Regions from separate parts of the Homo sapiens genome. Here region 1 is linked to region 2. The links are chromatin loops, found by intact Hi-C in ENCODE. Cell type or tissue: heart left ventricle. All regions are shown on one strand. Links, peaks and the distances in the headings refer to the core of each region. The heading gives the core; the rest is flanking DNA. Region 1 has its middle 270 kb from the start of CBLB. Region 2 overlaps LOC105374027 (a long non-coding RNA gene).

Region 1 (16,137 bases), core at 4,694-9,693, 58 kb after region 2:
TTACAAACTAGTAAGAAAAACATTTAGAATGTTGAGATTTGATATTTGCTTTTAATGAGTGTCTTAGTTCATTTTGTATTGCTATCAAGAAATACCTGAGGTTGGGTAATTTATAGAGAAAAATGGTTTACTTGGCTCACAGTTCTGCAGGCTGTACAAGAAGCACGGCATTGGTATCTGCTCGGATTAATGTGAGGGCCTTTATGCTGCCACGTAAGGCAGAGAAGGTAGAAAGGGAAGTGAGCACATGTGAAGAGAAACCAAAGCCAAGGGGCGTCCTGGCTTTATAACAACCCACTCGGAGGGAGACTAATCCCTTTCCCTCAAGAAGCAACCCAGTCTCAAAAGAGCAAGAACTCATTCACTCCCATGAGAATGGCACCAAGCCATTTACAAGGGATCTGCCCCCATGATGCCAACACCTCTCACTAGGCCCCACCTCCCAATACCACCACTCTGGAGATCATTATTTCAACATAAGATTTGGTGGGGACAAGCAAACCATATCCAAACCATAGCAATGAGTAAACATGGTAATTTGTTAGAAGATGACAAGACTAAGAAAGGGGACTGCGTTTAAACAGATGAACACAAAAGCCATCTCTGAGAAAGCATTTTTTGTCCTGAAATCCAATGAGTAAGAAGGATCCAGATATGGGAAGAGTCAGAGAAAGAGCAGGAAGAACAGCCAAATAATTATACATTTAGTTGCTTTTACAGTTCCAGAATATAATTTCTATTACAACTACATCTCTGCCAAGGTCATAGTTTAAAAAAATTTTGTAAGCAAACTTGATTACACCTTACCTGTACACCTCTGTGGGAAAGGCATAGACCTTATCCATATACTTAGACTTTAGGAAATGAACTATGAAATGGCTAATGTTCACATTTCACCAAAGGGAACTACCTCACCATCATTGGCTAAGAAATATTAGATTCTCCAAAGCCATCATCATGCTTTCTTTGAGACATAGCTGTACTTTCACTTTTCAAACTTTTCAACTATTTTTTTCTGTTTATTATTTCCTACCTTTCCAAATTATGGGAAAACTTCATTAATTTTGACTTGTTGAGGGACAAATGTTTAAGGTTGAGAAAAAGGGCTGAAGTAATTATTAGAAATTAGAGGTCTGGATCCATGTTGACCACTAAATAGGATGAGAACTTGGACAGTTATAATTATCTGTGCCTCAGATTGGGACTCCTGAATGACTCTCTTTTCTACCCGCCTCTATAAAATCCCAGGCTCCTTTCCTTTTCTTGTCAAGCTGTTTCTCATGAATGAATGTTGTCTTTATTTCAATAACCTGAATAAAATCTTTTTTCTAGTTGTCCCGTGCATTTTGTCTTTCACAGTTTGATGCCAAGACTCAGAGGGGATTGGATCTCACCTTCGGATCCCCATTTACTCCACCCTGATAAGGAGGCCTCTCTGGTCCCTTGGTGCTCCATTCCTAACTGGCAGTCCGGGGACCCAATGGTGTGTCCTACATCTGGTCTTGTGCTCTGTAGTCTCGTCTGTTGGTTGTGTGGTAAGGATTTGATTTCATTTTTATTCAGCACTCACTTGATTTCTAATGCTGGCTTCTTTTTAAAAAAATAAAAATAAACCATTTGACCACTCATTTGGTGGTCTCCAATGAATGGTTTGTAGAGATTTTGTCTCTGCTGGGTGAAAGATGACAGAAAATCTGTTTTTTAAATCTCTGTGTATCTATTATGAGCTCAAATCAAGTAAGAATTCAGACCCACTAGAAAGAGAACAGCTTTTTTATATAAATTTTGTATTTCTGTTTATGATCAACTTATGAGTAAAATTTTAGAAGTGAAGTTACATCTGTGTGTATAAAGTATGTTTATATGTCTATAATTTATAAAGCCCTTTCCCTCTCACTGGGTGGAATATTTTCCTAATTCCACATGGTATTCATAAGTTAGATTGCAAACTCTTTTATATTAAAGGAATCCTTTTCTAATTGGCTTTGAAAGGAATAAGCACTTACATAAATTAAATAATCCTAAAATTCTCAGAAACTAAGAAAAGTGAACATCTTATAGTTTCAGTGTGCAAAAAAAAAGATATTATAGAAACTAGCCTTGAACTATTTTAACAATTCAAGTTAATATAATTCAAGTAAGTTTTCATCAAACAAAACTAGTTTTAAATTTTTGGTTTAGTGAAAAAAGCTTTCTCTGATTTTTCAGCACAAGTATAGTATACCTAATTTTATTTTACTTGAGTATATTCTTCCTAAACTTACATACATTTACTGAACAAATAAAGTAGCATTAGTGATCCTCCCACTTTGGCCTCCCAAAGTGCTGGGACTATAGGCTTGAGCCACTGCATCTGGCCTTGTTCTCCTGAATGTTTAAAACTACGAAGAGTATAAATTTGTGTTTTACCTAATTAAATCATTATTCTGAGAAAATTTTTTCATCATAAATTACGTTTTATCATAGAAAAGTTTGAATACAATCTCGAAGATCTTTGGGTAACTTGAAATCTTGACTCAATACAACCTTTCAAACTAATGTTTTCAATTTATCTCCCTTTTTCCTGACTTGGCCTCATTTAGAACTAAAATCTGAATGCACAGATTCTCATTGCCTTATATCCTGCTCATTTCCCCATAGTCTACAGAAGCCTTGAAATATTAACTTCAAAATATTATCATCACAGTAGACCACGCCTGGGCTGGATTTCTTCCTGGGCAAGTCTCTAACTAGAACGCAAAAAAAGTCAAGCCAAAAGGTTGGGTCATGTATGACCTTCTGCAAGAGATGTGGACAACATCACCAAGAATATTGACAGCCTAGCCCAAGAGCTACGAGAAACTCAAAGAACACTGCTTTACAACCAAAAGATTTTTACCCTCTGACTTCTTGGAATCCACTGGATTTGTTACCCTAAGTGGTTCAGCTCCTGGCTCGCTAATACAATGTTTTATATTAATATTTCTTTTTCATTTTAGATCTCTCTTTTTTTAGATGTCTAATCTTCAGGTATCTAAAACAACTCAACTTTGCCACCATCCCTCAATGGGTTGTTTAACTGGTTTTACAGGACACTGTCAAAAGAATCCCTGAAAGACTATATCTTAGGCCTTGCTTCATTCACCCCACTAAGGTTTATGACTACCTCTCAGTTGTTCAGTGATTAATGATGTTTATCTTTGAAACAGGGAGAATGAAAATGTTGAATGTCACCTGACTTTTGTACTCTTTGAAAGTAGTGATGGATAAGAAATTGCCTCATATTTTCATGTTCTGGGAAATCATAAGAGATTACTCTGCCCTTAAATGTAAGACCCATCTCCATGCATTCTCTGCAGTCCTATAAGAACTGAAGTTACCTCCCTTGTTTACTTGCCTCTATAAAACTCCAGTCCTTCTTCCTTTTCTTTTAGCTGTTCCTCATTAATGCACATTTTCCAGGCTGCAGTAGCCTGAATAAAATCATATCTTTAATTGTTCAGTGCATTTTGCCTTTCAAAAACTTCTCTAAATTCCATTTTTTTCACCTGTGCTTCTTAAATATCTGAAGATTCACAAATATATTGCAAAAGTTTGTGATTATTTAAGTTGGTAGTGGAGTTCCTTTTCAATACAATTTTTCAAACAAAAAATAATTATTTTCCCCTTTATAACTGAACAGATTTTTAGGACCTCAGAATGCACTTTGAGTATGCACAACAGGGAGTAGGAATCTGATTAACATGCTGTTCTCTCTCTCATGCTTGCATTCTCTCTCTCTCTCCGTCTCTCTCTCAGTATCTTTATCAGTCAGCTGAACACTGCTAGAACAATTTACACCCTAATGGATGATAGTTAAAGACCATAATCACAAGGAACACTTAATGTTGAACAATAAATGATTATTTTGCAAATTCACCTCAGGGATCTTCATTATATCTATAAATTATATCCTTCAGATAAAGACCATCACATGCCGTATAATAATTTCTGTAGTAATTTAAAAATATATATTAAAAAGATAAAAGATGGTACTGATCATAGCGCATTTGGAAATAAAGACTATCCATAACCACAATATATTTCATGTGGAAAAGTGAAAGTAAATAAAAGGCTGAAATCCTCTTTCATCTCCTCAGTTATCAACAGAGCACAGAAATTTTAAAGTTGAAGTTCTTTTAAGTGTAAGCTAAAAGAATTACAAACAGCAGCTCACAATGTCAGCTTTGTTCATTTTTAATACTGAAAATCTTTATTAAAGTATAATCTTTATTTTAATGTATATTTGGCCCTAATGTCAGATTTGATACAATGCCATCTTAAAGTTTATCATTAAGTCAAGCTTTTTCTCACATAATTACTTTGAAGTTAAATAGTTTCCTAACTATTATTAAAGTTCATGCTAAACCTTAAACACTATCTTTAATAATTCTAACCTAATATAAATATATTTTTTCTAAAAATCATATTTCATATCACTCAGGAATGATAAAATAGTATAAAAATCCATAACATGAAGCCTTTCAGAGTATGTACTGCAGTAAAAGATGTTTGAGGCAAACACATATAAACAGACTCAGATGATAAACACCGAAGGTCTTCTGTAGCCATAATTCTATGAAAATGTCATTATAAACATGTATAGCAAGTAATTTATTTAATTGTAACCTTTTTAAACAAACATAGAAATGAGTTGTGATAGCACGCATTATTCCATCTAGTTTCGCTGCTACAATTACATTAAAAAGGAAAAAATATGAAAGCTTAATATAGGGTGTTCTCTTAAGTAAATATTCCCTTAGCTTTTACACTCTTATTTTGCTGCCTTAGTACTTCCATTAATGAAGCAAGATTAATTTCAACTGAATCATAGCACTTTGATTGCAAATTCCTATTTAGGTAATTGTGAAAGAATGAGATTTTATGTTTGTTTCCATTTTGAAACCAAGAGATATAGTTCCTTTGCTTGCTTCAATTTGCGGGATATTACTATTAAATTTTTGGCACTCTTTCTTTTTTAGCTTTATTAAATTGTTGGCACGCTTTCTTTTTTAGCTTTATTTGTAGTAACTCAAACTACAATCTTATTTCCAAATCCCTCCTGTACCCAAGCGCAGTACTGAATTCTTTAATGTAGACCCTCCTTATTTCTTCTTCCCAATCCCTTTCTCTTTATTAGGTTTATCTTTGGGCATTGCGTAGCTTGCAGTATTTGGCCAGTTTCCTACACCTCCATGGAGTTTATGACTTATTTATGAAAACTGACCTCTCTAGAGTTTTTCACAGCATTTATTCCAATATCCTCTTTATATAACCACAGAAATCGGTAATTTGGCAAGTCACCAGGCATGATTAATTCTTTGTGTTTTCTGCAGTTTCTATGCACTGAATATTATTAATGTTTTGTTTCTCCAAAGGTTTAAAAACCACATATATTGATGCCCAGTCAGTACTAGAAAGAGGGTCTATGAGAAAGATTTGAAAATACCACACCCCCGTTTCTTTCTTTTCTTTTCTTTTCTTTTTTTTTTTTTTTAATGAGACAGAGTCTCACCCTGTCACTCAGGCTGGAGGGCAGTGGTGAAATATTGGCTCACTGCAACTCCGCCTCCTGGGTTCAAGGTTCAAGTGATTCTTGTGTCTCAGCCTCCAGAATAGCTGGGACTACAGGCGCTTGCCACCATGCCTGGCTGATTTTTTTTTGTATTTTTAATAGAGACAGGGTTTCACCCTGTGAAACACCCTGTGAAACACCCTGTGTTGGCCAGGCTGGTCTTGAACTCCTGGCCTCAAGTGATCCACCCCCTGGGCCTCCCAAAGTGCTGGGATTACAGGTGTGAGCCACCACACCTGGCCTCACATCCCCATTTCTTGTCTTGCACTGGGAGATAAACTCCTCAGCCCTAAGTCTTTTTCATATGCTTGTTGTTGGCCTCATGTATGTCTTCTTTTGAAAAGTGTCTGTTTATGTCTTGAGCCCACTTTTTAATGGGGATGTTTGTTTTTTTTCTTGTAAATTTGTTTAAGTTCTTGAAAAATGCTGGATATTAGACTTTCATTACATGTGTAGTTTGCAATTTTCTTTCCATTCTGTAGGTTGTCTGTTCACTCTGTTAATAGATTCTTTTGCTGTGCAGAAGTTCTTAAGTTTAATTAGATCCCATTTGTCAATTTCTGCTTTTGCTGCAATTGATTTTGGAGTCTTTGTCATGAAATCTTTGCCCATTCCTAGGTCCAGAATGGTATTGCCTAGGTTGTCCTCCAGGGTTTTTATAGTTTTGGGTTTTACGTTTAAGTCTTTAATTGATCTTGAGTTAATTTTTGTATATGGCAAAGGATGGGGTCCAGTTTCAATCTTCTGCGTATGGCTAGCTGGTTATCCTAGCACCATTTATTGAACAGGGAGTTCTTTTTCCATTGCTTGTTTTTGTCAGCTTTGTAGAAAATCAGATAGTTGTAGGTGTGTGGCCTTATTTCTGGGTTTTCTATTCTGTTCCTTGGGTCTATTTGTCTGTTTTGTATCAGTACCATGCTGTTTTGGTGACTGTAGCTCTGTAGTATAGTGTGAAGTTGGTTAGTGTGATGTCTCCAGCTGTGTTTTTTGTGTTTTTTGTTTGTTTGTTTGTTTGGCTTAGGATTGACTTGGCTATTTGGGCCTTCTGTTGGTTTCATACGAATTTTAAACTAGTTTTCTCTAGTTCTGTGATGAATGTCATTGGTAGTTTAATAGGAATAGCATTGAATCTGTAAATTATTTTGGGCTGTATAGCTATTTAACAATTCTTTCTACCCGTGAGCATGGAATGTTTTTCCATTTGTTTGTGCCTTTTTCTTGTCTGGCTGTCTTATTTCAGAATGAGAGTCTTCAAACTCTGAGATTCTTTCCTCTGCTTGGTCTCTTCTGCTATTAATATTTGTGATTGTATTATAAAATTCTTGTAGTGTGTTTTTCAGCTCTATCAGGTTACATTCTTTTCTATACTGGCTATTTCGTCTGTCTGCTCTTGCATCGCTTTATCACTATTCTTAGCTTCCATAGGTTCAGTTTCAACATACTTCCTTAGCTCAATGATCTTTGTTTCTATCCACGTTCCAAATTCTATTTCTGTCATTTCAGCCATCTCAGCCTGGTTCACAACCCATGCTGGAGAGTTGACGCAGTTGTTTAGAGGAAAGACACCTCTCTGGCTTTTTGAGTTGTCAGGGTTCTTTCGCTGGTCTTTCTCATCTTTGTATCCTATGTTCCTTCAATCTTTGAGGTTGCTGATCTTTGGATGCTTTTTTTTTTCTCTTATCCTGTTTGATGACCTTGAAGGCTTATAAGGTGGATTCAGCCAACTGGCTTTTTTCCTGGAAGATTTTAGGGGGCCAGCGCTCAGCTCCCAACTCTTGGACTGTGTGCTGTAACTCTGGGGGACTTGTATGGGGCCCCAACTTTGTTCTCTGGCTCCTCGAAGTTAGGAATCCACTGAGTTTGGGAGGCTGAGGTGCTCCCAGATTGCTGGTCACTACATTCCAATGGGTGGTGTCAGCCAAAGTGTTTACTAGTGTAGTGACTGCAGAGTCCGTCCTCGTTCACATGTGCCAGCAGCAGCAGTAGTTTCTGCTGCAGCAGGGTGCCAGTGGGTGCCGGGGTGCCTGCCTCCCTGACAGTATTCACGTAGTGGTGGAGGCAGTGCAGCTGGGAAAGTGTGGCGGACACCTGCTGGCAACAGTTTGCGAGTTGGGCTGGTTGTGGTCTTGGCTCGGGGCAGGTCACTGACTGGCTCAGGTCTGTGTGCCGTGTGCCCCACAAGCAGGAGTGATCGCTGAGGGCCGGGGAGGATCTGCTCTGCTCCGAGCCTAGTTTTACTCCTGTGGCAGTGTTAGCGCAAGGCTGGGGCACAGGTGGGGACCGGGCTGGCTGGTTTTTTGCCCGCCAAGGCTCTGACTGCAGTGGCAGTAAGCAGCGGGCGGATGAGTGGACTACACTCCTGCCTGCTGGCCAGGCAAGAAAGCAAAGCCCACCCACACAGACGTGTGCCAAAAATGCAATGCGGGAAGTTGCTGTGGGCCCAGGGGAGGCTGCAGTGTGCGGAGGGAGCCTGAGGGGCAGGTGCGTAGCCATGGGGGCCGCCCTGCTGGAGCCCTCCGCTGATCTGGCAAAGATCGCCAGCGGAGAGGCTATGAGGTGGCAGCCACGGCACCCCAGACTTCCCCTGCAAGCAGTCGCGGCCAGGCTAGGGCCCTGAGAGAGGCCAGTTGCCCAAGAGGTGTTCAGTTCGGATTGCCCCCTCTGAGGGGAAAGACGGCCCTGCAGAGTTCAGGTCTGACAGTTTCTCCAGGGCTAAAGTCTCCTATGGGAGCCAGTCAAGCCTAGGGGTATGACCTCCCTGGCCATGCTCTGCTACAGGCGCTCTCACCCTAAACCCTCTGGGCTCCACATCAGCTGGCTTGCTGCTCCTACCACTTCTATAAGCAGCTCTCTCTCTTAACTCCAGTGTCCATGGTGGTTGAGGGGTCTCCTCTTGCCAGGGTTCCAGAGGCCCACGGTGAGAGCGAGTTGCTCTTTGCCAGTTCAACTCACTCGTTCCTCCAGAGTCGTTGGGGGCCAGAACAAGTCCTGGTGCACATTAGCCCCAAGTAGAGTTCCCAGCTTTCTCCCACTTCAGCCAAGCTTCTGTGTCTTCCCTCCGTTCACTCTCGGTGCCTTCTTCTGAAGATCTGTTAGGAGTGCGCCAGTCATCTTGGATCTTGGCCCCTTGGTGGCAGCTGTCCCACCTGGCTACATCTAGTCAGCCATCTTGCCCTCCCTCCAGTCTTTTAAAATAGGAACTCAAGACTGAACATTTTCATCTATTTCAGGCAAACAAATCTGTAAATTAGTAGGAGTATAATTGTATACATTATGACTTGAGAAAGATTTCGTAATAAATTGCCTGTTTAAGAAGATAATATATGAAAAAGCCTGAGGGTCAATTTTTTCCCCCTCTTTTCCCTTTCTGAACAATAACTAGGTAATTCTATTATTGGCCAAGAACAATGCCTACATGCTCTACCTGTCTAACCCTTATCCAAATCATGAAATGGCTTTGTTCTTCCCTCAACTACCACTCCACAGTGAAGTTAATAAAATATGTCAAGATTTCAATGAATTACCGTTTATTGAGTAGCCACTAAGTGCTAAGCAAGGTATATGTGTAAAGATCACCTTCAGGGTTGTAGCTGATTGAATCCTTGCTCTTAAGGAGACCTATTGAAGACATGGGTTAGTAAACCAATTAAAAAAGAAGTGATTCCAGCATTTCACTATTCTGATTAGACAATATTTTCCTAGAACACTCCTAGAAACATAATAAATTTATTCTTCTTCAAGGTTAAATATTTTTCAAACTACCTTTACATTTTTAGTCTCTACTGACATACTTTGTGTTCCATTAGTGAGTCCAGAAGAAATGTTTGAAATGTAATTTTCTCACTGGGGCCACTTACTTCCAAATTTATTGTTACATCTTATCACGTCCTCCAAAATAGAACCAGCTTACTGGCAGACATCACCAGTGAAATTCACCATTTCTTGCCAATAATCATTGAAATTCTTTGAACATATGATTTCTCCAAAGTAATATCTTTTTGGCCGTAGTGTTCAAGTCACTTTGAAAATGTCTGTTTTTCGAGTTTTAGCATATTGATGTTATGTCTAAATAAGGTGACAAAAGTTAATTGATTTGCCCAGGGCCACACCGTGAGCTTAGGTAGGAACTAAGATTAGAAACCTAGTTTCTTAACTCCCAGTTTAAGGTAGGGTATACAAAAAAGAAAAAAGAAGAAGAAGAAGAAATCACACATAAATATAGTTTAGGAGTGGTGCATGACTTACAGAGCTATCTCAATCACTCCAGGACACAACTCTAGGAAAGCTCACCAATGCAATTGCTTTCTGTTTTTCACTTTAGCACCTCACAGTAGAAATTCTCACAGCTACTTCTTATCTGTAAAGCCTCAGACTTTGTTCTTTCCAAGAAAGTAGTGCCATATTGAAAAAAAATCTAAAAGGGAAATATACCGTTTGTACATACAGAATATTCTGGAATAAAAACCCTTCTGCTATAAACTCACAATAATTATTTCAATAGTGCCTTTGTTAAGAAAAGTCCAAACGTGGGTGGAGTGATTTGAATAATAGAACCTCAAGATTATTTTGGGTTCCAGTTGAATCTGGAGGTCTCACACTTCTCCAAACAGATCCAATCAATGCTTCAATGGAGCCATAAAATTAATATACTTTCTTTGAGTCTTTCAGGTGAGGATACCCCATGGCATAATCCACTTTCTCAGACTTACCCTTTATGTTCTCTTCCTCTGCATAATCTTAAACCACAAGCCTACAGATAAAACAAATTTGAACAATGTATGCAGGTGAGGGAGTAGCTGACTTCTATCATTTCTTCCTTTTAGAAAAAATCCTGGCAATCTAGGGAATCCATTCTGGTTAATCTGGCTCCAGTGTGTTTAGAAAGTGCTAGGTTTAAGGATCTAACTTTTAGGAACTTGATAAAATTGGTTCTTAATTTTAATATCTTTAAAATGAGGATATTGAGTTAATAAATTCTGAAGTCTATTTGAACTCTAAATTCCAAATTTTTACATACCTCTGGAATAGCATCTAGAATCACAGAATATTTGAGGTGGTAGGGGGTTTGGAGAATATCTGGCCCAATAGTTTTCAAACTGTGATCTAAAGAAATCCCTCACAGGGCAGAGTAATTTTTTGAAGAAGTGAAATTTTAAGTAAACTGGTTTCTACATCTTCCAACCTATGGAATCTTCCCAATATGGAACTCTTGATTTCATCAGTTTTATAGAATATGCTTCCTTACCTTAAAATATAAAGGCTTGAAAGAATTAATCTAATCAAACATCTTACTTACAGATGAGAAAATTAAATCCCAGAAAATCAAGGTAGCTCGCCTAAGATCCCACAGCTACATGATGGCAGAACATGAACATTAGATCAAAATTGACAACGCTTGTTTTTCTTAGCATTTTGTTTAAAGCAATTTTAATCTTATTGGGTCAGCTCACTGAACTCACAGCTAGTGTTTCTTCCCACTGTGTCATTGTCTAGTGCTGGAAAATCCCAGAAAGCAAAGGACTAGAAAGAAGTCTGTAAATTTCTGAGTGTGAGCTCATAACTCAGACAGATGAAATGAAAGATTTATTATTCTAAATTCTAAAAATTCATCCCAACAAAATTTCTCAACAACTCGTTTCAGTTAAAGATATTTTTAACAAGTAATTAACAAATACCACCAGAGTGGTTTAGAGCTCATTTATCTCCTACTACAAATGTGAACTTTAAAGAAAAAATGTTAGGAAACTAAAAACCAAACTACATTGAGTTGATTATTCTTTTCCTTCCATCATAGGAGGTCTTGTGAAGATTGTACCTGACTTTGAGAATGACGAATATTGTACCCAAAATATTTTATCACATGTCTAAGGGTCAAGAAAAAAAGTAAAGTTCAAGTTTGGTGTTTTGTTTGTGAGTGGAAAATACATATAATGGACTTCCTCAACAAAAAAAAATCCCCTGTAATTTAACATTTTAAAAAAGACTTAACCATTATTTCTACTTAATTCAGGAAGATTCTTAAATTTTGTTTCAGAATATTCACATACATGTGCACACAGCAGTCTTTGAAATCTCTTAAAGCCTTGGGCAGATGAAACTAATATTTTACACAAATATCGATTGCCTTTACTGCTCTTTTTTTATATATTTTTTTTTTACCATTTAAAAATTTTTAAACAAATAGTAAGACATCTGGAGCACTTGTGCTTTTATTAGAGTTCTCACAGTGTACCAGAAAATGTCTGAAGGCTCATAAAATGTATTTAGAAAATATGTCAATATTTTAAGAACAGATATTTTTTGGCCACGCTGTAAATGTATTTTTTATGTTGGAAAGTAATTATAAAATCATTTGAATTCACAAAAATTGGTTTCTCACAGAAAATATTTTAAAACTTTTAAAAAAATGTATGCTTATGATATCCAGTGTTGCCAAATAAGCTTTTATTCTTGGGCTTAGCTTTGGCAAATTCTCTTGATAGGACTCTTGTTCCCTAGACGACTAGCTAATGAAAAAACAGAGAGAGAGAGAGAGAGAGAGAGAGAGAGAGAGAGAGAGGTTTACATGAGACAGAAGAGGACAGCTTGGGAAATAAACTTCCTTTTCTCACTTATTCAGCAGTTATTCCTCCGGGATGGAAGCATCTGGCCTAAATGATTAAAGCTGCTGCTACCTGCCCAGAGGCAGTTTATAATCCAATTTCTAGTCTAAATTCAAGAATTTCACCACTGTGGATAAGCATACACTATCCCAGTGTGAAGAATCAGTTTCCTTGAGAAAAGACTTCGCTCTGAAGTTTTATAACATCCCAGTGCTTGCCTTAGGAGTTTAAAGAAAGTCTCTGTGCACTCTGGGGGCCTGTGAGCTAGCATGGAATTGTTATGTCTTACAGTCCTTGCACTGTGCTGAGTCGGCTGAACCAGCAGTCTAAGAAAATATGTCGCTGTAAATCCAATGGATGTATTCCTTAAAAGTCAAATGCACTATGCAGCTGCACCCTTACATGCACTAAATATGTACAAAGTGATGCCCCTTGGCTTGGTATCAAGTGTTGGGTTGCAAGTGGATAAACTTGTCGAGACAAACTGCAAAAAATATCTTTGTGAGATGGTAACCCACTGCAGCAGGCTCAGTGCAGGAGAAAATGTGCCTGAAGAAGGCAGATCTGGCTGTAGGAGGCACTTCCTGAGAATTCCTGCTATATCTGATGAGAATGGGAGGGGGTGGGGAAGCTTTCCAAGAAACCATGAGTAATTTTCTTAACATTTTAAGCAGATGAATATTTAAAGAAGAAAAAAAAGTCTAATGTAGGTCAGACTGACAAATGAGAAAGACGATGGACTGACATTTCCTGGAAATCTAGTCAATTAGAAAAATAAAAATAGTTATCAGTCTCTCACTTATATAAGAATTACCATCATAATTTAATAGAAAATTTTAAGCAATAAGTTTTATTTCAAGTATTTGTTTAAAAGTATCCTTAAAGAAAGGAATTGCTCTGTTTATATCTGAATGTTAAACATGACCTTTACATTTTTTTTTTCTCACACACAATTCTTCCTGAGTCATCAAAGTCTAGGAAATAATTGAAAGACATTTCTCTTTCTGGAATTTTTTAATGCTTTTCTTCTGGTTCTTGTGTAACTTTAAGGGTTTGAATTAAAATTTCAGAATTGGCTTCAATTCTCTTGTTAAAGAAGAATGTATCTCTGATTTGGGAGGAAAAAAAATATCTACTTAAAATAAAACAAAAATGTCCTGGGCAATTGAATCACATGTGTTCCTATTATGTCAATCTTAATCCCTCCCACTGTATGGGCTCATCAAATTCTCAACTTTTCCAGAAAATATCCTGAAAAAATATTGCTATTAAGAAGAAAGAGAAAGTAAAATAAATATGCTCAAAATTCCTCAGAAAATCTTCCACCATCTTAGCCATCCTTACTTCTTCTAAAAAATATTTCCTGTTTGACGTTTTTTCCCAGGTTTCTCATTACTCAAGGGGCACGAGCACTCTTTTTTGGGTGTTTCTCTTCATACTTCCATTAGAATATTTACCATATTCTAGGGCAATCCACTCTGTAGTATCACTGAACTGTTTTAGATGATGTATGTTAGAATAGAGAAAAATGAATACAACTTCACTTTCTGTCATGTGGCTTATGAAATTGCAAGAAATTAAAACCAAGGACAGATAATACAGACCTGCCAGGTAAAAAGTTAAATAGATTTAAACATAAATCCAGTTACAGAAACAAAATTACAGTTTGGCAAATAGAGTGAAATAATCTCCCTTAACCTCTTCACCAACCTAACCAGTTAACTATAATACTTTGTATGAATATAATTCTGCATTTTTGCACATGCATATTTTCTAAAGCTATAATCATTTTGTGTGCATATTTGAAGTATTTAATTTTAATTTATTCCATTGGAAAAAAGATGTATTGCAATCTATTTTACCAGTTTTCTATTTTCAGACATCTGGGTTGTTTCCAAATTTAGATTTTCTAGGATGAAATCTTGCTGTGGTCTTCAGGCTTATAAGGATACTTACAAGTAGGATTATTCAGCCAGGGAGCATATTTATTTGCACATCTCTTAAAATCCGTTGCCAAATTGCTTCCCAAAGGGTTATGCTTGTCTATAGCTAACGATCTAAGGGAGTACACTTTAGTTGGTATCAAAAGCTTTGTTTTGACCTTAGAGGTAATCAAACAACAATACAATGAACATAATTCTTTAACACTGGTTATTCATACTTGGTATAACTACAAGGCTTTTGTGTTTTGAAACATTTAGACCACCATTTTTTTAAGTATCATGATGATAATTTTACTCATTCATTCATTCATCCATTTTTACATTCATTTATTTATTCAAAAGCTATGTATTGAGACCTGCAGAAAGGCATGATACTAAATGTAGTGAAAATACAGTATTGTAAATACAGTGGAAATATAGGGAGATAAAGTATTAGGGATAGAGTAGTGAATAAGAAAGATCTAGATCAAACTCTGTTCAGATTTCAGTGAGGGACACAAAAATTAAACACATTGTTACACAGTTAATTATTTCAGTTTGTTATATAAACTATGAAGCTAATTATGTATTAGATATACTGAAAGATAAAACATGATAGCCTTAAATTGGTATAGATGAACAGTACAGTTTCTCTGAGGAAGTTATAGCTAAAATTAATGCAAAAGAATGATGAAGAATGTGCCAAGTTAAGAGCAAATGGATGGGAGAAAAAGCTTTAAATTGAGTCATTATTCCAGTGCAAGAAGAACTCAGACAGCTAAACAACCAAAAGTTAGTCCTGAAGAATGAAGCACTAGTGAGAAAGTGGGAGATTTTTAGGATATGCGGCCTAAGAGATAAACAAGGAAAAGGTCATATAAGACTTTAGGACCAGGGTAAGGACTGTTAGTTTTATAAAAGTCCAATAGAATTTAATCTAAGAGTCATGGGGAGATATATAAAAGTGTTAAGTGGTGGAGTGATAAGATTAGATTAGTCTTTTTAAAATAAACAATTATTCTAATAACTATCTGGAGAATAGACTGGAAGCAGGTAAATAGGTAAACATATATCATTTAGGAGACTTTTGAAGGAAACCAGGATGAGATGTGTTGGTAGCTTGTGTTAGGGAAGATATACATTGGAAGATTCTTAACAAGCTTAGGTGATTGAGCAGATATTAAGAAGAAAGAGGCCACAAAGCTGGTGCCCAGGTTTCTGACATGAGAAAGTGGGCAAGCACTGGTGCTATTCATTGAAGAGGGAATCAAAAGTGAAAATCTTGAGAGTACCTTTATACCATTTAATTGGAGTAGATTTGTTAAATTAATAGTTGCATATACTTGTTAGAAGCTCAGAAGAGGAGTCTTGGTTGAAGATGTAAATATATCATCATGAATGAAGCCATAAGTGGCTGAGAGCATCTGGGAGGGAAATGTGGAGAGACACAAGAAAGGTGATAATATAGAGTCCTGAAGAATTCAAATACTTGCTCATCGGGTTTAAGAGGAAGGTCTTCCAAAAGAGATTGAGAAGGAAGCAAAGGAGGTAGAAGCAAAACAGAGAGTGCTTCCCAGAATCAAAAGGATAAGGCCTTTTAAACCAAAATTGTGGCAAATACTGACAAGTTGGCAAGTTAAAAGAAGGAATGAAAATATGAAACCCAGATGACCTTCTAAGAGCAGTTTGGATGGCGTGAGATAGCTGATCAGACTAGGATGGAGTGTATAAATGAGGTAAGAAGGTACAGATGGCAAATATGGGAAACTCTGAGTGATTACTTGAACAGACATTTTTAATGTCCAAATCATAATGATATGAAAAACTAAAGAGTTAACAGAAGATGTATTTTAGAGACTGTTTCAGGTTATGCCACCATTACAGAGGACCTTCATATTTTCTAAGGACTCTATTAAAATATATAAGTTTCTCCATGGCCTTGAGGGCACTGACCTACTCCAAATAGTATTTTTAAATGTCTTGTTTATGATATTGCAAGCTCAAGGAAATGTGACACCAG
Region 2 (16,137 bases), core at 6,225-11,224:
ACAAACATAAAAAGATTAGTTTCATAATCAAAAACTATGAAATTTATCAAAAAGTTACACTCTATTGAAATATGGTGAGATTAAAAATATATTTATAAGGAGTATTTTTCGATAACAGAAAAATTATGGTGTCATGTTGAATTTTTAAAAGATTCAAAATTATATATTTAATTTCATATATATATTATGTGTGAATCTGTGTGTGTGTGTGTGTGTGTGTGTGTGTGTATGCCTGGAAGTAATTACACTTGAGAGTAGGTTATTTTAATTTTACTTCTGTGTTTATTTTCTACAATTCTATTTCTTACAATGACAATGTGTTATTTTTATACTCAGAACAGTTTTTAAAATCAAAATCAGAAATTTACTATATATGTATAATTTCAAACATCCTTGCATCATCTTCAATTATTTTACCTTCCAGAAAATTACCAAAACCTTTTTCAACTTACACATGTTTCTAATCTGTATCCACTGTTTGGATAACATCATTTGAACAAGTTGTACTTGTGGGATTTGGCAAATAATCTATATTCATTATGTTTGCCCTGCTCCATTTTTATGAAGTTGACTTTTACCTTTTCAGGCAACAAATTGTAATTGTTCAGCATTTCTCCTACAGAAGATTGTTTTATTTGTTATTGGACTTCTCCATAACTTTTAATTCATTTTTACAGATTTGTAATCACAAATTAATATAGAATTACAGGCTTAGGCTCTCTAAAGCTTTATAAAATAATTGTTTCATTTATATATTCATTTGTTTACTTTTTCTCTCCAAGGTAGAATGAACTACTACCAATGTAATGTATTATTATCATTTCCATAAACATAAACTATCTTAATTTATTAAAACTGTACTTAATAAAATTAGAGAGGGTGGTATATATACTAGTATGTCAAATGCAATGGACTTGACAGTCAGGAATTCAGTTTCTAGCAAGAGCTGCATTAACTCAAATGAACAGGATCAGTAGATATCTAATTACTTACCTGTTAATGTGGTCCTATACAATGCACTCAAAGCAAAAGTTTTCCTAAGTGCTTCTAACTTCAAGGACATCTAGGAGACAAAGTAGAATTTTCCATAAATTATGTAGGTTACATAGCATGGCCCTATCAACTTGTAAAATGTTTAGAATTCATGAAATATATAAATGCTACTATATTAGACAGGTCATGGCCATGAGTGCTCACCACAGCCTCAGATTTATTCTGGTAAAAGCAATAGCAGATCATTCTTTACATACAGATACTATCATTATGATATCCACTGAATGGCGTTGAGGCGAGGGCCTAAGTTATAAATAGCTATTTGTATGTGCTGGCATAATTACTACCAAAATGATGATTAACAGATTAAAACATTTCTACTCTCATATCCTTAGAATTAGATACACACATGTACATGTACATGCACAAGTACAGGCATATGAATATCATAAAACTGAAAAATACCCAGGAAGAGGGTAGGTAGATGCTACGAGGCAGTAAAGCCACGATTAAGCAGAAGTAGCAAGATGGAAGGATAGTAGATCCAAACACAGAGTGAAGCAGAGGCAGAAAAAAAGCTAAGTGTCAAGAATGGTCCCATTATGTAGTGACTGCTGGGCTACTATAAATGTGTAAGAAGTACAGGTGTATGAGAAGTATCCCTGAGTAATCAATAAGCCAAATCTAATGACCAGAGACAACCTGATATAACAGCTGTTGCCTGCAATCAGGGCCCTACACTAATTTAATCCTTGAGTTATACTATTATTATGGATAATAAATGGTTAGAAAAAAAGCCACAAAATTTTCAATATATGGGTAAAGAAACATAAGAATATATGTGATTTCATTTTATTTGAAATAAACGTATTTACACTAAAATTCAACAAAAGTCTATTTTAATACTGATGTTTAGATATAAGATTATACTTATTTATAGAATTGGAGTTAAAAATTTGTGGCCCTGTGTGTTAGTCCATTCTAGCATTGCTGTAAAGAAATACCTGAGATAGGGTAATTTATAAAGAAAAGAGGTTTAATTGGCTTATAGTTCTGCAAGCCGTACAGGAAGCGTAGCAGCTTCTGCTTCTGGGGAAGCCTCGAGAAAGTTAAAATCATGGTGGAAGGTGAAGGGGAAGCAGGCACATGTAACATGGCTGGAACAGGAGGAAGACAGTGGGGAGATACTACACACTTTTAAACAACCAGATCTCACGATAACTCACTCACTCATAATCGTGAGAACAGCACTGAGGGGATGATAAGCTATTCATGAGAAACTGCTTCCAAGATCCAATCATGAATTCCACCAGGCCCCACCTCCAACACGAGATTACAATTGATCATGAGATTTGGGTGGGGCATAGATCCAAACAATATCACCCTACAAGGTGGATTTGGCACTTGATTAAATTCTTGAGTTTTTGTTTATTTCTATGATTTTCTTATTCTCCTTATAGCTGAATCAGATTCTAACTACACACACACACACACACACACACACACACACATAGCTTAACACTTTTTCTTTTATTTCTCTGCTTCCTTTTTCTTTACTTTTATGTCTTTGGTAGCTTTTTTTTTTTTACAAGTGAAACACTGAACATCAGAGAGGCACTAAGCAGAATGTAATGTTTCAGTATTAATTTTGAGGTGCATGAAGCAAGAAAATAATAGTATTGATATTGACTTATATTGAAAAGTTTAGAGTGCATTTTCACGGTACAAATGCACATATATGAAGTGAATTTAAGGTCTTAAAGCAGGGGATAACAGAAGATTCGACATAATAATGATCACTTTGCTTTTGAAATATGATACACACCAAAAAGGATGTAATGATGGCCTTTTTTAGTATCAGGACACTATTGATACTGTAGAAATAATTTTATTTTTCCTTTCTCTCTTCACAAATGTGAAAAACAGAATATCTCTGGCGTCAAATTAAGAAGTAAGATCTGGGAGAAAAAAAAAACAATGAACGTACTAGGAATAAAATTACCTAACACCTCATACTTTTTATTTCTTCCTTCCTTTATGCCTACTTATATAATTTTTTCCTGTTCTTCAGGAGAATCAGTGTTTTTTCTGCAAGAAAAATGAATGCAGACTGAGGATGACTGCTCTAACTGCAGCACTTTATTATGTTTTAATGAATAATAGCTTTTTTCTTCATGTAACAGAAATGAATTGATTACAGTGATAAAAATGCTTTGTAGGTGTTAATTTGTAAAATATTTTTGGTTGATCCCTGTGAAGTGTTGCTTTTAATGTTGACTCATAATCATATATAAAAGAAGTTAGTATTTATTCTTTTTTTTTTTTTGAGATGGAGTCTCACTCTGTCACCAAGGCTGGAGTTCAGTGGCACAATCTCAGCTGACTGCAACCTCTGCCTCCTGGGTTCAAACGATTCTCCTGCCTCAGTCTCCCGAGTAGCTGGGATTACAGGTGCCCACTACCACACCTGGCTAATTTTTTTTTTTAGTAGAAATGGGGTTTCACCATGTTGGCCAGGCTAGTCTCAAGCTTCTGACCTCAAGTGATCAGTCCACCTTGGCCTCCCAAAGTGCTGAGATTACAGGTGTGAGCCACCTTTCCTGGGTCTCTACATTTTAATACAATCATCTGTCAAGACTAATATTTAAAAGAAAGGAAAGAAGCTAATATTTATTGAATCCTTAATACATGCCAGATTTTTTTTCAACTGCTATCTCATTTAATTTGCTCTCTTGATGTGACAAATGTCCTCTTTTCCTCATTCTCCAAGTTCGCAAGCCAGAGGTTTAGTGGGTCCCACTTGTCTAGCTTGTGTCCACAGGAATATCCACAACCATACAATATCTTCCTATAAACAGAGAAAATAGAATGTATGGATAACTTTAAAAGAGGAGTTTTTCAGGTCTACTCTGTAAACTTACAATCACATAAAGAAAATTTAGAACTGAGGCTTCAATAATTGCATTGTTTGGAACACAGAAGAAACAGAAATTGGAATGTTTTTCATGTTTGCATAAGCCATTGGAGAACATTTAAAAGTTACCTAATTAGTAGATTGGAGTAATTAATCAGACCGCTAGACTTTTTTTTACCACTTTGATTACAATTTGTAAATTTTCTTAAATAATTGACTCAATATTCTAAACCGATATAATCATCTTTGCATTAAATTATTAAATTTATGCCAATCCACTTGGCATGTTCTCCATTGCCATCCACTCAAGTCACAGCTCATAAATTGATAGCATTTGTAAATATAAGAGAAACACGCTTGTCATAGACTTTATTCTGAATTAAAGTAAGTACTTATGTTTATGTCCTCAGACAAAAACAAGTTTCACATTTTGACATGAATATCAGAGAGTTGAGTCAATTTTTAATTTTTTTTCATTTAACCAATTTTGTTTGGACAAACTCTTGTGCCTTTAAAGAGTTAGTTTTCAGTTTTATTTATTTTTCATGTGCTTGCTTGTTATGCTTTTAAATAACTATTTATAGAACAACGAGGAATAATCTAATCAAAGCCAGAAGTTGAGCATTTGGATGCCTTTAATTCCCCTCTGTTTCCCAATTGAAACATGATGTTTTGAGACAGCAGCCAAAAAAAGGCACATGTTCTCTTAAGTAGCTGATTTGGAAACTGAGCTTACGAATTGACTGGGAATTAAAGAAAGGAAGACATATATACAGTTGATCCTTGAACAACATAGCGTTTGAATTGCAACAGTCCGCTTACACACAGATTTCTTTTCTTTTTTTTTTTTTTTTTTTTGAGACAGAGTCTCACTCTGTTGCCCAGGCTGGAGTGCAGTGGCGCAATCTCAGCTCACTGCAACCGCCGCCTCCCAGGCTCAAGCAGTTCACCTGCCTCAGCCTCCCAATTAGCTGGGACTACAGGTGCCCGCCGCCAAGCCCGGATAATTTTTTTGTATTTTAGTAGAGACGGGGTTTCACCTTGTTGCCCAGGCTGGTCGCGAACTCCTGAGCTCAAGCAATCGGCCCGCCTCAGCCTCCCAAAATGCTGGGATTACAGGCGTGAGCCACCGTGCCCGGCCAGATTTCTTAAAATAAATATAGTTGACTCTCCAAATTGATGAGTCCTGCGTTGGCAACAAAATGCAGATTGAAAATACAGTATTCTGGGAATGTGAAGCCTGTGGATAGAGAGGGCTGACTTTTCCTGTTCACAAGTTCCACAAGGACAAGTGCAGAACATCAACATGAGCAGATTTTAGTATCCTCGGACAGTCCTGGAACCAATCCCCCATGGACACCGACGTGTGGCTATGATCCTAGCAGATGAGTTTCTCATTTTCTTGCCTTCTCTATAGCTTTTTTTCCTAGTATCTGATTGAGATGAACAATCCTCTTAACAATTCATCAATATTGCCTGCTCTATAGTCAGGTGTGCACACTCATTGAATCTGCCACTTTGGAGTGCTCAGAGAACAAAGTTTTTAAAATAAGTAGTGTAGCATTCTTAGAGTTTGGTTCTTTCAACAACATTCAGTATTGGGCACTTTCCATGATGAGTTAGGTAGTATCAGAGACACAGGTTGCAATGGTGAGTAACAACAGAATGTCCCTCTTTCATAAATTTTACAACCTAACAGGAGTGACATACATAAAATAATCATACAAATAAATGTAAAATTTCAAATGCGGCAAGTGAAACAAAAAAGAAGTATGTGTGCTATGAAAGTCTGTACAGGGAATTTGACCTAGTCAGGAAGATCAAGGAAGGCTCCCATGAGAAAAAGAGCACTGTGTTGAAATTAAAGAAAGACAAATGTTAACCAGATAAAGAAAGAAGATAGATGCTGGCCACACTAAAGGAAAACATATCCTGTGGTGAGAGAGAGCAAGATAAAGAAAAGGGACTGAAAGGAAGAGCCAGGCAGCTTGAGAACAAAGATAGAGAAAGTGTGGTGAGAAATAAGACTAGAGGAGTCGGCAGAGCCAACATCATTTGGGCCTTGTAGGCTGTGAGTACACGTTTTGCCTTTATCCTAAGAGCAGTGGGAAGGTTTGTTTAATCAGACATACGCCATGATTAAATATGCTTTAAGATGTGACATGATTAAAAACGTTTTAAGAAAAGATCACTCTAGTAAAATCTTAAGCCTCAAGGAGACTAGAATAGGAAAAGGTATACCCGTGAATAGGCAATTATAGTTGAGCAAGGAATTGATTATGGCAGCTTAGACTGTGGGAGGTGGTGGTGGTGAAGACGAAGAAGATATGTTAAGAAGGTACTATTTGATGTAACTTGGTGGTGGGTTGGATAAGAAATCTGAGGAATGGGGGATTGTCAGGACTGTCCAGACTGACTCCTGATCTCCTGCTTTGTGTAACAGGATGGATGGTGATGCTAGTCACTGAGATAAGTGACACTGGGAGCGAACCAGGCGTTAACGGAGTTCACTTTGGGATACACTGAGTTTGAGGTGCCATAAAGAGACATTCAGGAGATTTCAATAGGCATCAGACATATGAATCTAGAGTTTAGAGGAGCAGTCTTTAATAGAAATATAAATGTGTATGTTCTCTGAATAAATATGTTCATTGAATCCATAGATATGAAGGAAACTAAAGAGTGAACAGAGGAGCAAGCATAGGCTCAGAAAGTAAACATACATTCAAATTAACTGCAGGATAAAGGAAATGTGGTGCTTACACACAATGGAGTACTATTCAGCCATAAACAAGAATGAGATCCATGTATTTGCAACAACACAGATGAAACTGGAGTTTATTATGTTAAGTGAAATAATCCAGGCACAAAGACAAACATCACATGGTTTCATTTATTTGTGGGATCTAAAAATCAAAACAATTGAACCTATGGAGATAGGGAGTAGAAAGATGGTTACCAATGACTGGGAAAGGTAGTGAAGGGGAGTTGGGGAGGGATAATGGGTACAAAAAATAGTTAGAATGAATGAATAAGGCCTAGTGTCTGATAGCACAACAAGGTGACTATAATCAATAAAACGTAATTGTACATTTTAAAATAACAGAGTATAATTGGATTGTTTGTTACACAAAGGATATGTGCTTGAGGGGATGGTTACTCCATTTTCCATAAGTTTATTATTTTACATTGCATGCCTGTATCAAAACATCTCATACACCCCATAAATATGTACACCTACTATGTACCCACAAAAATTAGAAATTAAAAAATAAAAAAAAAATTTACTGCAGAAGCCTAGAACTTAGGCAAGTCACCTCTTTTCTTTCTTTTCTTTCTTTCTTTCTTTCTTTCTTTCTTTCTCTTTCTTTCTTTCCTTCTTTCTTTCTTGCCTATTGAAATCTCCTGAATGTCTCTTTATGGCACCTCAAACTCAGTGTATCCCAAAGTGAACTCCATCATTTCTTATCATTTTTTTAACCTGTTTTTTATCTGAACATAAGCATAACAATATCTTTCTAAGGTTGTTGTTGGATTAATTCAGCTAAAATGTTAAGTAGCTTCCAGCATACCTTGCAAATAGATGCTTTAAAAGGGTCATAAAAATTATGATGCTGCTGTGGCTGCTGCTTTTACTGGTGATGGTGATGACAAGATAGTTATAAATTAAAGCAACAAGAACTTTGGTTAAATGCCAGTCCTTTGAATTCAAATTTTTCTGAAATCATTTTAAACTTTTCATTGATTTTCTTTTTAAGCAAAAGAAGCTGAAGATAATGTAACCTTTCCTTGATGACATGGGATCATCATTTGAACATCAGTTCTTTTTAATGGGCTCTCAGATTTTCAAAGATCATTCAGGAGTATAAGCCCTAACATTAATTAGAGTCAAATTCCTATGCTAATTGATAGGTTGTATATGGTGGGTATAGTATTCTATTATAACCATCTTCAAGATTTTGCTTTTAATATGCTTGAAATCATATAACCAAGTTTATTAGAATTGTGCCTAAAATAAATGTAGATAAAATGAAACTTAATGGGATCTAAATAAAGTATACAAATTTTATGATATTTATTGGAATAGATGATAATCGTAATGGCCTCCCTCCTGATTGATTGCAATCTTTCAGATGGTTGAGACTGCTGTCTTTCAGGTCAAGGAGATGGTGTGTATGTGAGTGTACCTGTGTATTAATTTACATATATGCATAGAATAATTTCTTCTTAGCCACAAATTGTCTTTACATGGAATTATATGTAGATATATATTAATATAGTATTTAATTTGCTTCACTAATAAATTTTTATATTCAGTAATAGAAATTTAGATCGACTATCTGCATGCATTACCTCAATTATACAATCATGAAACAATAGAGAAATCAACACACAACTGTCTATTAATATGCATAATTTCTTAGAAATGCAAAATAAATATACAAGCAGAGATGGAAAATATGAAGTGAGGAAGAGTATTCTATCCAATATTAAAAGTGATATTATGATATAATCCCATTAATGAAAATGAGATTAAAAATAAGGCTGGTAGATGTCAAAACCAGGAGTTCGAGACTAGACTTAGCAGTATGTTTTAAGGGTGCAGAAATAGAAGCAAGAAAAAATATTCACCAAAATGTCAATGGTAATTATTCCACAATGGTAGAATGTCAGATATTATATATTAGTTACAATGTCTTTACACTTTTTAAAATTATTTAAGGTGAACATGTATTATTTGTATCATCAGCAAAATTGAAAAATAAGGCAAAAAAATATTTAGAAAGCAGGGGAGAATCCTGAAAATGTCAGTGAGCCAGAAAGCCAGAATTGATATTTTGGAATAAATAACAAATACTCTTTGTTTCTAATTTATGATTTAAATAATATAATTCACATTTTGTGTATTTATTTTCATTATAATTTTTAAAGTAAAATATATATAAGGTTTCAAATGACCTAGTTTATAGGGAAAATGAAAATTAACACCCTATTGCTTCATTCTCTTATGACAAGAGGCAACTACTTTCAACTCTAGTCGTTGTTTCTACTGCTAGTTACTTCCAGCTATCTCACTAACAGGTTTCTACCATATTGCTTTATCATGTAGCATTCTATTAACTTCCTTCCCTGAGAAATGCTACTTTGGTTCACTCAAAGTATCCCATCTTCTTTATTCATAATATTTTTACTTCACCCACTTTTTTCCTTTTGTAAATTTACATAATAGATCTACGCCTTTATTCCTTGTTACATAAAGCTGACTCCTCACATTATAAAATGAACCTATAAGCACTATTACCTACCATTTCTTCTCTACTTCCCACATCCACTCCACACCCCAATTTCTTACTTTCACGACGCTGAGTTTGAAAAGACTTAAAATACTGTTGCATTTTCATATCCATTCTTCTTTGTATTCTGTCTGTAGACTGATTCTCAAAGACATAAATTAATGAAAAGTATCGAAATTATTGTAGCAGCATGTTAGTTATCTACTGCTCATAACAAATTACCGCAAACTTGGTGGCTTAAAATACCATACATTGTTAGCTCACAGTTTCTGTGAGTCAGGAGTCTGGGCACAGAGTAGCTGAATCCTCTGCTTCAGAGTCTCTCATCTGGCTGCAATCAAGACTTAGGTATGAGATGTATTCTTCTGTCAAGGCTCAGCTCAGGAAGAATCTGCTTTCAAGCTCATATGGTTGTTTGGTTGTTGGCAGAATTTGGTTCTTTGCAGGTTGTAGGACTGAGGGTCTCAGTTTCTTCCTAGGTATTGTCCAAAGCCTGCCTTAGGTTTGTCACCTCTCCAGAGAGCAGTTTGCATCACAGCAGCTTACTTCATCAAAGCCAGGATGGGATAGAGTCAGCTGACAAGACAGACATTACAATCTTATGTGATATAACCATGGAAATAGCATCCTGTTACTTTTGCCATTTTTTATTGGTTAGAAGCAAATCACAGTTCTTGCCTCAAGGGAAGGAGATGACACAAAACCATGAGTACTAGGAGACAAGAATAATTGTGAGCCATCTTGCTGTCTTTCCACCACCATCTATAGAATTATTTTGCTTTGCAATACCTACTAATATATTTTGATTATGCCTCTTTTCCTTTATAATCTTCCCCAAAGTTTCTAATTCTTTGCTTTTATTTTTTGCACTATCTTTATCATACATTCAATTTCTTTCCACCCCAAAAATTTTATATTTAATCAGATATTGCTCTGAGTTTTGTTTTCTGGAAATTTTCTTTTGTGGACTTCTTCCTCCCCCTCTTATTTGGACTAGTTGATCTGTAGGTTTGCTACACCATACTGGAGTGGTAGTCAATATTTTACAATGTTAGCATCATCTTTAATTTTGCTACAGCACCTTGTCAGTGAAATCACTTTTAGTCGTTAAGTTTTTCTTGGATGGCTACCATATGTCAGGCACTATCCTAGGCTCTGGGTACCCAATAGTAGAAAAAGAGCCAGTATAGGAAAAGAAAATATCCCTGTACTTGCGGAGTTTATATTCTAATGGAGGGAAACAGACATTATACAAAGTAAATGAGAAGACTATATACTTTACCCAATGTTCATAGAAATTCAGAAGAAAAATGAAGTAGAAGAAGGAAGGAAAGAGAGTGACTTCCTGGGCACAGGCTAGTGTTAGAAAGGTGGGGAGCTAAATTTTAAACAGGGTGGTCAGGGAAGAGCTTCCTGAAAAAAGAATATTTGAGCAAAGACATGAAGGAAGTGAGGGGGAGAGCCGTGTGTCTCTGGGAAAGAGCTCTCGAAGCAAAGTGAACCACAGTCCAGAGTTTCCTTACTCTGAGGAAACAGTGCTCTGTACCATGTCACACTGCCATCCCAGTCAGAACTGATTAGATCAGGAATTATTGCCAGAACCAAAGCGTCCAATGAGTTTTCTTGGCAGGGAAACTCTATAGAATAGAGATGTCCTATTGTGAGATGAGACCGGCCCACCCTGATCTGATTGATGTTCTCCAGTGGAGTCCCGTCATAGCACAAAGATAATTGAAGAGAGCCGGATACCTGCGAGGGACTCAGCAGAGGCCATGCCCCAACAGCAGTAATGATAAAGCAGAAGCCAAACAGTAGAAAGACACAAAGTTAAAGATAAACAGAAGAGAAGCAGAGGCATCAGAGACCTGAAACCAGAAAATGCTGAACTCCCAAGTTGCTGATGGCAGACAGGCTAGGGAAGAATGAACAGTTTCCTTATCTCCCCAACTTCTAATGGATCTATGTTTCCTCAGTTCTTGGTGGGTTTTGCCATAAAATCATGTTTCCTGTTATAAATGAGGAATGAGTGTCTATGCCTTATAAACAAAAAAAAAAAAAAAAAAATAGCAACAAAGCAACTATTTCTGCTTTTCTTAATTAGCTTGATGTCTTTACTTCTTTATTACTTTGTCTTTATTTCAACCTATAAAAACATAAAACAAAAGATAGTTTCGGAGTATTTACAGTTTCAGAAGCTTCTAACATCAACCTAAAACCTCCTAGTTGCTTTTTCCGTATTGAGAATATCTACAAATTTCGGTTTTGTTGTTGTTGTTACTCACCCCCACCAACACTGCCAAGGGATTTCTGGGGTACCTATATCAAAGGGAAATTTTAGTATCTTTCAGACTGATTTCTTAGGTCCTTGTCTACTTCTGTGCCTGTCCTTGTAATTGAGATTGTAGATGTAGGGGCTCTGTTTCCACTACACTATTAGCAAATGTATTTCCCACCCTCTTTTACATAATTACTGCCTTGAATCCATTAGAGCAACTGCAGGAGGTAATTTTGCACCCTTACCTTGGGCTGTTGTCACCATCCCCTCTCTCTCTTTCTTCACTAAAACCTCAAGGGGTTTTGATTGTAAATTTTGTATTCTATGAGACTAATATATTTATAATATCTTGCAATATAAGTTAGACTGGTGAGTGCATGACTGTTGCACTTTAAATAGCCCATCACTTAAAGACAGAAACAATTACCAATAGCAGGCTCTGAAGAGATGCTTTACATTCGTATATTTAAATGGCTCCCTGTTCCAGTGGAATAAATAAAATAAGGCATTATTTCTTTTCCTGTCTTGTTTTTCTACTAAATGTCTACCTTTCATGTTACAATAGTTGGGGAATATGTGCTTCTAAGAAAATGTGCTTAAGAGTGATAATTCAGGGAAAGCCTGCACATTAGTCATCGAAGTAGATTTTTAGTAATTCCCATTTTCCCCATGAAAATAACTGAGTAAAATTATGATAACAGAATGTAATGCATACCACAATTATTTTGCTAAGCTCAGCCTCTGAAGTGCAAAAAAGTGTTGTGACATGCTTGAAATCAGTGCTTAAGCAATTCTATATTTATTTTAGCATTTGATTTTTAAGTTTTGCTGCTACTACCTTAGTCTAAATAGCATAACATGGAAAAGCAAGTGCATTGAATTTTTGGAAAAGATAAAATGACTTCTCAATTTATGAACCCAACATCTGGAATTCTCCAGAGCACTTCCTCAAATCAATATTTTTCCATTTGTTGAATTTCAATTGTTTTAGATAATGTCTTTGACATCATATCAACTCATTAGGAGAGTATTATTGTTTCACAAGAGAGTAATTCTGTCAAAAGCAAAGCTAAGATCACAAGGGATCCAAACTCTATTTTCATGTAAATATATTTAATAAGGAGAAGAGGCAGAGGAAAAAGAGAATGGGAGATAAGTCAGTCTAAATGGAAGATGAGTGCTTCAGATTATTAGAGAGATTAACATATAATATATAAAGGTATCTGGGCTAGTTGTATCAATTGATTAGATCCTATATCAAGCATTGATGATTTGATATTTGCATGGGTCACTAAGTTTTGCACAATGGGGAGAAAAGTTTAACAGATACTTCTCTGTGGTCAACAAACCATTCTGAATGCATGAGGTGATGGGGCAAAAAATTGTTGATGGCCCCACACTGTCAGTCAATCCTAACCACTGGACATCAACCCTAGGTGCTGGTCTCATTTACAGTGGTCAGTAGTCTTTTGTGCCTATGAAAACACATGGTTAATATCGTTGGAAAGTCCAGATTTTGCTGATTACTTCACATAGCAGGCACTTAATAACGATGTGCTGAATAAAGGAATGTCTGATTTTATGGACTCACATGAAGCAGTCATTATGCAATTGCACAGATACTTGTCATGATAGAGAATCATGAAGGACAGAAGCAAAAATCAGGGGTGGAGGTAGAAGAAGACTGAGAAAGCTTTCTACAGTTTTTCCTGATTTCCCTTTTATTTGCTCTAGCCAAGCAATCTTGGCTAAGAGGGGAAATGAGCTGAGAGCATTTTGGACAGAAGGGGAAAGTGGAACAAAAGCACAGGGTACAAAGAGCTCTAAGATGCATAGCCCTGCATCAAAAAGGAAATACACTTTTCTCTCTGTTGTACCTCTTATATTGTCTTAATGACTTCAAGTTATTTTCAAGGAACCAGGAAATGCACAGAGATCCCTCACTCCCGCCACAACCAAGCCTACACCTTCAATGCATACCTACATTGTTACGACAGAATAAACTGTCACACATTTGTTGTGTACCTACATTTGTTGGGACAGAATAAACTGTAGAGTCAATTATCTCCTGAATAGTTTGCCAACCCTTGCTAATACTACTAGACACTTAGGATGAGGATGTCCTTTTAGATTTAATAGAGCTCATAAAATAATCACTCCACGTAAGTGAATTTAAGGTTTTAAAGAGAAATATCTCAGTAATTGGGCAAAATCTTATCAGTGCCTAGAGGGAATGGAACTTTGTTTAATTGTTTTATTGAAATAAGAACAGACACCCAACAAAGAAATAGTAAGAAACGAGAAATGCTGAATTGGAAAGGAGTTTGCTTGGTAGTTAGCAATGTAAATATACCTATTTTTTAAAGTGCAGAAAATAGCTGGTTGAAAGGAGAGAATAAAATTTCATCTTTTATAATGTTGATACTTAGAATTTATATAATATCTCTGATCTTTATCACCATATCTATAATCCAAAAAATTTCTGAAGGCGTTAGGAGGTGGTCAATGTTATTTTCAATTTGCAAAGTAATTATTTAGCAATAAAGATTATGTAAGGCCAGCACCAGCTGTGAAATAAAAAAAAAATGGAAACCAGAATTGCGTATTCAAATTTACTATGGAGTTTCCTATATACCCACTCCCTTTTAAACCAGCACCCACATAAAAAATTAGAATGGTGGTCTGTTAAGAATGACCATCTGGGTGACTGTTCTCCCTTTTTCACTAAATGCTATGGTCTGAATGTCTATGCTGTCCCAAAATTTATATGTTGAAAACAAATAATCAATGTGATGGTTTTAGGAGGTGGGGCCTTTGAGAGGCCATTATATCATGAAGGCAGAACACTCAGGAATGGGGTCAGTGCCGTTATAAAAGATGCCCTGGAGAGACCTTTTGTCCCTTCTACCAGGTGAGGATATAGTGAGAGGGTATCATCTGTGAACCATAAAGAGGGCCCTCATCAGACACTGAATCTGCCTATGCCTTGATCTTAAACTTCCAAGTCTCCAGAACTGAGAGAAATACATTTCTGTGATTTATAAGTTTCCCAATTATGGTATTTTTATAGCAGCCAAATTGGACTAAGATAGCAATTCTATAATGATATTGTGTAATGGAATAATAGAGCTAGTGAGAATATATGACATTTCCTTTTAATATAAAACTTTATACATGCCACCTGAGATCACCAGTTTTCCTTTTAGGAGGAAAAAATCTGGTTGAAGCAGAGGTTCTTAGACTTGTAGCATTTCCAATGTAATAGAGTAAATGGACAAATAAATTCTTAGAATATCCTTAGGCAAATGCCTGATATAGTCCTCTATCAGGACAACTTCATTTTTAGTATTTGATTTCTGAATATATATATTTTTAAATATTATAATTTATATCACATTATATGCATTTTAAAAGATAAAAAGGCATAGTCTCATTTTCAAAATTGCCTTACAAATTTATTATATACGTGTGTGTATATATACAAATGTACATGTCATTTATTATGCACATTATCTTATTTAATTATAATAACCTAGGGAATTAAGACTTTACATCAGATTTTCTTTTCTTTTTCAGATTGGAAAAGCATTGGAAAATTTGTCCAAAGTCACTCAACAGATTCATGATGGATCCTGGATTCACAGCCAGCTTTACTTGGCAATAAAATTCAAGTCCTGTTCACATCACAACACATTTTTACCGAAAGAAAAATATGATGTGTAGATGTTTGGAGGCATCCTATCTTAATGAGGCTTTTGTTAGAAAGAGTTTTCTTAAAATTACAGGGTTGGGGAAATAAAAAATGTTTGTTGCTCAGATTAACAAAAAAATGGTATATAGAAAATAAAGCTAAGAAAGGAAAGTGCAGACAACCAAGAGACTAGAATTTTCAATAAATGGCAAAATTGTGGTGTTCTGTGGTTACCTCTTGAAGATTTGGCCTGAATCATGCAACAATTGCCCCTTACCCTCAGTCCTCAAATTACAATAGTGAAAGAGGTTTCTATAGGTATTATATTTGAATCTGCTATATTTTGTTTATTACTTGCAAGGACATATAGGAGAGCAAAAGTTTTCCCTCTAATTTCTTAGGTTTAGTAACTGGAACTTGTGAATTAAACTGGCAAAATACAGATTAACAGGAGAAGAGTCATAGACATTTTATTTTAAATTTCATATGCAATGTAGTTCCAGAGAAAAGAAGTGAAAGCCTGAAGAAGCAATTAGACTTGAGGAGTTATATCTTTAACAAAGGGTGGTGAGTGTAGAGAAGTGACTAGATTTTTTTTAAGATGGTTTTAGGCTTCCAAGGGTGATAAACCATGGGAAGGAAAATACATGAGGGAAACTAATGGTATATAGGAGTTATTTAGTAAGGTTTGTTTACACAGACTAATCTCAGTGGTAAGAACGGTTTTTCTCCTTTTTCTGGTCAGGGGAAGGAGAAGGGACACCATCACAATGGGAATTTGTGCTTTGCTGGTAGACAAATAGGAGCAGAGCAGAGAACTTCTTTCTCTCAATTGTCTTCAGCTCAGAATAATCCTTATGCCAAACAGGCATAATTTGGAATTACATATTTTCATCCTCTCCACACACAAGCTTCCGTATAAAGTTCAAAGACAGTAGTATTTTCTTATAATTCACTCTGCCCCAAATAT

The links. Peaks named below come from ENCODE experiments on the same cell type or tissue, not always from the same donor. Only the 100,000 strongest peaks of a DNase experiment are listed, where the experiment ranks them.
Region 1: it touches region 2 in a loop (2.0-fold over the local background); 5 of 110 quality-filtered maps call a loop at or near these places.

Annotation. Positions count from the first base shown.
Region 1 is chr3:106,127,636-106,143,772 of GRCh38, reverse strand. No RefSeq gene overlaps it. Among named protein-coding and RNA genes, the nearest start is that of CBLB, 270 kb to the right of the region's middle. In heart left ventricle, for the core only: no CTCF peak of the experiment used is centred there; a DNase peak (open chromatin) is centred at 7,732.
Region 2 is chr3:106,187,440-106,203,576 of GRCh38, reverse strand. LOC105374027 (a long non-coding RNA gene) reads right to left here. Exons shown (of 3, transcript XR_924311.3): 3 at 6,716-9,777. LOC107986110 (a long non-coding RNA gene) reads left to right here and starts at 12,309. Exons shown (of 2, transcript XR_001740838.3): 1 at 12,309-14,387; 2 at 15,053-16,137. In heart left ventricle, for the core only: no CTCF peak of the experiment used is centred there; no DNase peak of the experiment used is centred there.